Regions from separate parts of the Homo sapiens genome. Here region 2 is linked to region 1. A link is a loop called in an ENCODE intact Hi-C map of the cell type or tissue named here. Cell type or tissue: Calu3. All regions are shown on one strand.

Region 1 (4,000 bases):
TTATTAGTTGCCACACCAGCAAACATTCTCTCTATCCCTCTTCACGTCATCCCTTGCACAAGTTAAGGTAGTACAATTTGCTTAACAGAGAAAAACCAACAGCTCAGCAGCTTGACATCACAGAGATCTCTTGCTTGGGTAAAATTCAATTGGAGGTGGAAGTTGAAGGGAGGCTCTGCTCCAGGCAGTCATTCAGGTATTGAAGTTATTCCATCTGTTATCCTATTCTCCACTAGGGTTTTAGAATCTTTTCCATTTATCCAGTGAATGGGGAAAAAGAGAGTGCAAAGAATTTTGTGGAAGATTTTCATGGGTCAGGGCAAGAAGTAGCCAACATTCACTAGCCATAACTCTATCACATGGCCCAAAGAGGTTAGGAAACGTGGTCTTGCTGTATGTATGTCTAGAATGAAAAAGCCCAGTGCTGTCCCTAGACCTGACACAAAAGGCCTCTGGCCTGTGCCCTCAGCTTGAGAGAGTTCTACAAATCACAAACATATGCATAAGAATACACTTATGACAGAATACATAGCTGCCTCTATCATGTGGATCTGGTGCTTAGCCCTGGCACAGCATGACCTAGTCTGCTTCTGTGGCTAATACAGTTCAGGCCCCAGGGAAATGCTTCTCCACCTCTCCAGTCATGTTTCCTCAAAACAACATGCAGATGGGCCTGAATGCCAGGAAGATCTGAGGGTGCCCCACTGTTGAAGTCAGAGAAAGACAGTGCTGTGGAGAGCAGGAAGAACTCAGCGATGGAAGCTTTTAGGTAACATAAAAGACAAATTACACACATCTTCTTCCCAGATAGGAAGAATGTGGTAGGTTTTGGCATAACAAAACATTATTCCCACGAACAAGGAGAACCCCTTCCCTGCTTCTCTTTGTGCTCTCCTGGGTGACATCAGAGGGACTCACAGGCAGCTTCACCCTTATTCTTCAATGTGTTGTAACTATGAAGGCATTTTTCAAGGTAGAAGTGGGGTTGCCAGATTAAGCAACTAAAAATTTAGGAAGTCTTTTTAATCTGGCAACCCAGGGCAGGTAGAACATATTTTATTAAACTGTTTGTTAGCTTGATTGATAACTTAAAAATCTTCATACATATGGAGGGTGGGCTTCTATTTATATTCTTTCCTGGGATCCCCACATATTTAGGGATGAGCCTGGGCCCAAGTTTTGTTTGGGAGCTTCACAACTTAGAGGCTATCACTTCCTTTCCTGGCTGTAGGAGTGGATCAAGTGACAATGCTAAACAAACCAGCACAGCCAACCTCCTGGTCCAGAGGATCACACGTGAATAAGCTGATCTGATATAAGTGATTCTTTGGACTTTTTCCTGGGAATTAAGGACAAAGTTATTCCTGGTTTTGCTGCTGGCTTTGATTAAAGAACGCATGGACTAAGGAGGTGCCAGCAGCCGTTTTAAACCACAAGAGGAGCCACTTACAAAGACTCCCTGTGACCCAACTTTAGTCAAGCTCCTCTGAGCTCTCTTTTCACCTAGGCCTTGACCTTGACCCCTGGCTTGTCTTTGGCCTGCCCAGCCGAGTTTTGGTAAGAATCCTGCTAAATTACTTCCCACCCTTGATATGGCATCACACTTGATATCAAGTTTCTCAACCCTCACTTTCCTGCAATTAGCAAGAATCTTGTTAGGCCAGTTTAGCAAGAATCCCCTACCCCTGATGTCTCTCCTCTTAGTAATTTCCAATCCACTGACACCCTCATCCTGTTCCTTGGCTATAAATCCCCACTTGTCCTTGTTGTACTCAAATTTGAGCCTGATCTCTCCCCACTACTGCAATACTCATGAATAAAGTCTTCTTTACTCCTTTAACTAGTTTTGCAATAATTTTTTTTCTTTCCCACCATCCTTAGGATTAAACTGACACCCAAGAAAGTAGAATAGAAAAAACAGAAACTAAGTTCTTGAAGCTGAGATTGAGCTGGCAAATCAAGTCTCATATGCATGAGTCTCAAATATGGACTGTTTGTTACAAAGCCAGAAAATGTTTTTATTGATCAAGCAAATTCGAATCATGTATTACGATACTTGCCATTGAAAGATTCTTGACAATGGGAATGATTAGGTAAAGAATATATACAGAGGACTTATAAACACAGCACCCTGCAGAGTGCAAAGAGGGTTTTACAAAAAGAGAAGCGAGATCCCAAGAAGAGGTCTCACAGGGAGACTGTTATGCTTACCAAATGAAAAAGCAAGGCAGATGACCTCTGCTGAGCAACTTCAGCACAAAAGAGCCATGGCTGAGGGAGTGGTGACAGTAATCACTATCCAATGTGTATTGAGAGCTGATTGTGCATTAGACACTGTTCTAAACATGCTCCATGTGTTATCTTACTTATTCTCTCAATAATCCAGTGTGGCAATTATTACTATCTTGGCTTCAAAGAGGAGAAGACTGAGATGCAGAAGGGCTAAGTAACTTTCTCAGCATCGCACAGTTAGACAGCAGTGGAGCTGAGATTTGAACCCAAGTAGAACATAGAGTACAGAGAGGCTTTGGCATTCAAAGCTAAGATGCATTGCACACACCAGCCCTAGAAACAGACAGGTACCAAGGAACCATCCTACTCTTCTTTAACATAAACACAGCCCGCATACCAGATGCTCCTGCCACAGCTGATTGGACCAGGAAGAACACTTATTTGAAGGGGAACCAATCCACTAGTTGGTCAGAGCTCTAGGACTTCTATGTTATGATAGCCAAGCCTGTGTCTTATTTAATACACTCTGGAAGCACAGCTCAGCAGCTTTGCTGCAAAAACTGTTGGAGCCACAGATTTGAAACTAACGAGGCATTTCCATCCCTTATACCTTTGTGTGGCTTCTTCCTCATTCACTGACTTTGGCTCCTCATTGTCACGTTTCCTGAGGCAGCTGTTACAGAGACTCTTTTCCTGTTCAAACATTGTGAATGGATACACTTAAGTGAAGTAACCACCCCTGAATTATGCAGCCTTGACAGTGACTGGGGTCTTGTAGGAAATTGGAAGCTCCTCCTTAGAGATGTGAATACATGTAGTGCTACTAGCATATATCACCACAAATGCCCACTACAGATAAAATAAATGCCTGTAAGTGAGATGGTGAGCAGGTGATTTGGAGATGGACCATCAAAGTATCAATGAGGCACTGAAACTGCCTTTGCAAAGATTATGACATGAGAGAAGTCGAGCATGGCTGAGTCTATCTTGCTTCTAGCCTCACAGGTTGGCTGTCCTCACTTGTTCCTGGGCATACCATGGGAGAAATTTAGTTTATAGTTTAACTTTGAAGCAGGGGTGATAACAGTCCCTCCCTAAAACTAACCCCCTCCTTGCTCAGGGACAGAAGTTATCTTTGTAAAACTAAAGAAGGCCATGAGATTAGGATTATGGGAGGAGCCTAAATTCTGCTAAAAATATAGGCATAGTTAAATGATAACCTGCCATTAGTCCCTGGTTTGCTTTTCCATAATTCCTTGGGGCTTGGGGGTCATGTGGCCAGGGTCACGAGGTTTCTGACCTCCCCAGTTGCTCCTATAGATAACATCACTATTGTAGAATCTGAGATTGGTCTTTTGAGGTGTTTTGCAGACTTTTGTGTTCTCGTAACCAACTCCACCTGGACCTTGACTCATGACTCAACCAGTCTTGTGGTCCCCAACCAGAGGCAGACTCCGCGCAGGAGGACCATTTTCCACACCTCTGCAATTTCATCCCCAACCAATCAGCATCCCCCTGCGTGCCAAATTATCCTTAAAAACCCTAGCCTCTGAGCTACTGGGGAGGCTGATTTGAGTAATAAACTCCTGTTTACTGCTAAGCTAGCTCTGTGTTTATTAAATTCTTTATTTGCTATAATGACTGCTGGTGTGGAAGTCCAAGGCATGCCCAAGAAAGCTGATATCTGAAGGTTTATGTACCTGGGTGCATGACTCTGAGTTGGAAGGGATTACTATCCAAAAATAAGACTAGAAAGATAAGACTGCAG
Region 2 (4,000 bases), 140 kb after region 1:
TTAGTGCAAAGTTCCCTTGGATGATGGTACAATCTTTTCATAGCCTGTTATTCTCCACACATGCACACTCACACATGAACATGCATTCACACACATGCCAACAACAATCATCAGTAGGTATTTTTAAAAATTCAAATTGTAATATACTAAACAATAAGCCATGTTGATATTTCATGTTCCTTTCTAGTCTTTGGCCATAAACAAATGTCACTTTCATGTGATTATAATAAAATTTATAGATTTCATTCGTTTTTTTCTTACATGATTTTGCCAGCATTTTTCTCCATGAGGATTTTCCAAATGCTTTGTAGATGTCAACAATGGAATCCTTCCAGCTGGAATGAGTTTGCACTCTGTGCTGAAATCACAGTCGGGGACTCAAAGAAAGAGCCACTTTTAACCTTTTGTGTTTTCTGCTCTAAGGAATGAACTCCTGGCTGCTCTTTCTTTCAGGAATTAATGTGTTTGGATAATTGTCTCAAGTGGGAGCTCGCCACAGGAAAGCAGGTGTAGGGGCTTGGCTTTTGGCAGAGGCTTAGTTTATTTGTCATTTATTCACTCATGCATTCATTCAACAAACATTCCTTGAATATCTATCCATTACCCAACAGACATGGGTAGCAATGCTATCTGCAGGCAGGTCATGGAGGCTGGATCAGGAGCAGGAAGATGGAAGAAATGAATGACCTCGAGAGCTGAGTGTAAGGATTCACACCTGCCTTCCAAAAACAGAGATACCAGCTGAGCAGAGAAGAATGAAGCGCACGAAGAGAGGCCTGTGGTTCAATCAGACCAACCAACAAGAACTAGAAAGACAGGGCGTCATTGCACAGCAGACATCCCAGATTAAATAAACAGATGTCAACCATGAAGACTGAAGATTTGGGGCCTTGGAGGCAAGGACAGATCCTGAAAAGGACAGCAAAGAATCACATGAGCCCATCTTGAATGTGGCTCCTGGGAAAGCAATGTATTCTAAGCACTTTGAATCCAAGATCTGCTGCCTGAGTCTTGTAGAGAGGCCGTGAACTCAAGCAGGGCTGCCTGCATGTGAATCCCACGTGGAAGCTAGGTGACTTCAGGTAAGTGACTTAACCTTCCAGGACCACATTTTCCAGATCCTGAAACAGTGATGACCTAAAAGTGCTTAGCTCATAGGTTTGTAATGAGGCGTAGGAGAGCTCATACTTGCACAGCGTTCAAAACAGTGCCTGATACAAAGTAAATGCTTATATAAGAGTTTTTAAATAAAATTAATGTACAGTGGAGGAAAGCATTTCATGACAATACTTAATTCTTTTCAGTACCCCTAACCATCCTCATTTTTAGAGATTTACAAATCTATATGACACCATGGTCTTTTTTCTTCCTAATTATTTACATGTGGTTTCAACTATGGCTTCCTTCCCCAACCGTGATGACCACAGCCTCCTACTCCTCTTCCCCCAGCAATGGGTACCTTCACTGTTGTGTCCTGTTGGTTGCAAGCCAAACTGAAGCATTGTCTAGGTGCCGGGCCGGGTACTCAACCTTCACACATATCAGAACCTAACCTTTTGGCCTGCCCTGTGTTCTCAAGCTCTAACATGCAATAATACTTCCCAGCTTCCCTAAAACCCCCAGACCTCTAAGCTGGTTACATACCAGTGTGGTGTTGAGTCGTATACCAATCTGGCAACATGTTGATGTTTCCATGCAGGAATCCTCACAGCCAGGCTTCACAGCTCAGCAAGGGTCCTGTGCCATCCCTGCCTGAAGATCATTTTGCATTTTTTAGCTGGTATCCAGCATGTTGACTAAGAACAAGAGGGATTTCTTTGAAAGAACAATCAGGATGCCCTAGCTCCTGGGGCCTTTTCCCAGCTCCCAAGCCTGGGAGGCATTGCCACGGATGGCCCAGCTCTTTGGTTGAAGGCCTAACTCCAGGAATGGTGCCATCATTTCAGTGGTTAATAACAAACAAAACAGAAAGATAGACTGCATGACTCATGTACACTGCCACCTGCCGAGGCCTGGGAGCAAAGATTTGGCAAGGACTAAGGAAGAGGACACAGAATCTACTTTCTTTCCTCTTCTTTTTCTTTTACAGAAAGACTCTTTGTTTTTGCCATTTTATGCACAAGCTAAACAGATTACAGTCAAGAAAAATGGGGGCAGGCCCAGGTGTCTAGGAGATGGGAGAGAATTTGCATTCCAATTGTGGAACGTATCAAAAGGCGATTCTTTCTGCCTCAATTGGAAGGTGCAGCTCAATTTGGGGGCAATTTCAACAAGACCATACCTTTTATCTCCAATTCAAACTGGGGGCACTCCAAGGATGCCCTGGGGAATCCTGGAAGGAAAGAGCAGCACCTTTATGAAGGCAGATGTTTTCATTTCCTCCCCTCTAGATCCTTGAAGGTTGAAGGTTGAAAAACATGAGGCTCATTTTTTTTTCTGTTTTTGACTTCTAGTATATTCGAAAATGGAGAAATACCATAAGTCAATTGCAAAATAAATGAATTTGAGTATGTTAAATGTTAACTCTTGTCAAAATAACACATTTCGTGTACCCACATTGCAGTGATTGTGTGTGTGACTTCATTTATGGATAACGTCAAAAGTTTGCATTTAAGGAACAGGATGGAAATGAGGCTCCCAGCAGATGGTTCTTGTGCACCGCCCCCAGCCAGATGGTTCTGACAAGATGATTCTCAGAGAGAATGCTTCCTCCCTCCACCACTACATAAATTGCCCCCTGGCCAGGCATGGTGGCTCATGCCTGTAATCCCAGCACTTTGGGAGGTCGAGATGAAAGGATCAGTTGAGGCCAGGACTTCGAGACCAGCCTGGCCAACACGGGAAAACCCCGTCTCTACCAAAAATACAAAAATTAGCTGGGCGTAGTGGCGTGCACCTGTAGTCCCAGCTACTTGGGAGCTGAGGCACAAGAATCGCTTGCTGCAGGAGGTTGCAATGAGCAGCGATCATGCCACTGCACCCCAGCCTGGGTGACAGAGCAAGACCCTGTCTTAAAAATTTAAAATAAATAAAATAAATTGCCCCCCGCCCAGTGAAAGACCCCATCCCTAATTTGTGTGGCTCCCTAAGAAACATTATCTCAACTCCGACTCTTCCTTTTTTATCTCATTAAAATAAAACAAACAAACAAAAAAACAAGAACTATAGACCTCCATGAGAGACCTCACTTAAAAGCAAAATATTCTGTTAGTTTGAAATAAACCAGAGAATCAAAGCCTCCCTATCCTCTCCAATCTCCACCCGCGTTCAGATACCCCTGCCACACACACACTGAAACTCAGCTCCAGCTCTCTGTCCGCATTGCCCCCTTTCTGCCCCCTCCACACAGACTTATTTCATAAAAATGTCAGCTATTAAGTTAGCATTATTTAAGGGGCTTTGGGTTTTAGTTCCTGAATGCAACTTAAGCTGGATCCGTAAAGGCCTGACACGAAGTCCCGGCTGTATAAAACATGATCCACGGAGGTACTAAATAAATAACCTGGCTGTGGGCTTCCAGGCCGCTCTATTTATCACTGCAGTGAGGATAAGGATCTGATTTAGAGTGAACCCTACTGAGGGTCGAACCCGGCACAAGCTGTAATATGATCTGCAGGGGAGGGCTGATAACCCGAAACAATGTGAAGAAACCCTGTCAGATAAATAAAACAAACTGTTTGTCCATTAAATAGCGCTGTCAGGAAGAGAACAGGGAAGCCAAACAGAGCTAAATCCAATTCTTTTATAGCCACACAAAGCCAGGAACACCTGAACTAAGCTGGGGGAAATAAGCTCCCTTAGAAATAGGTTGTGGGGGGTCGTGTCTGGAGGGAGGGGGATCGTGGTCTGATTTATTGAAGTCACTATGGTAGGAAAAAGTTGCTCTTTGATTCAGGGCAAATCCTGCCCCCTTCCTGGGTCTTGGTCTCCCCATTTGTGAAATGTGACCTGTCTTGCGGGTCCTGCCCTCCTCGCTGGATTACGGAGGTGGACCCATGGA

The links. A loop is a pair of places that touch in the nucleus more often than their neighbours do. Peaks named below come from ENCODE experiments on the same cell type or tissue, not always from the same donor. Only the 100,000 strongest peaks of a DNase experiment are listed, where the experiment ranks them.
Region 2: it touches region 1 in a loop (2.7-fold over the local background); 1 of 110 quality-filtered maps calls a loop at or near these places.

Annotation. Positions count from the first base shown.
Region 1 is chr16:51,382,537-51,386,536 of GRCh38, forward strand. No RefSeq gene overlaps it. Among named protein-coding and RNA genes, the nearest start is that of SALL1, 230 kb to the left of the region's middle. In Calu3, no CTCF peak of the experiment used is centred here; a DNase peak (open chromatin) is centred at 1,625.
Region 2 is chr16:51,523,220-51,527,219 of GRCh38, forward strand. It overlaps LOC102723323 (a long non-coding RNA gene), which reads right to left and starts at 1,914. Exons shown (of 4, transcript XR_933558.3): 1 at 1,645-1,914. RefSeq lists an enhancer at 3,066-3,795. In Calu3, CTCF peaks have their summits at 2,023 and 2,222; a DNase peak (open chromatin) is centred at 2,002.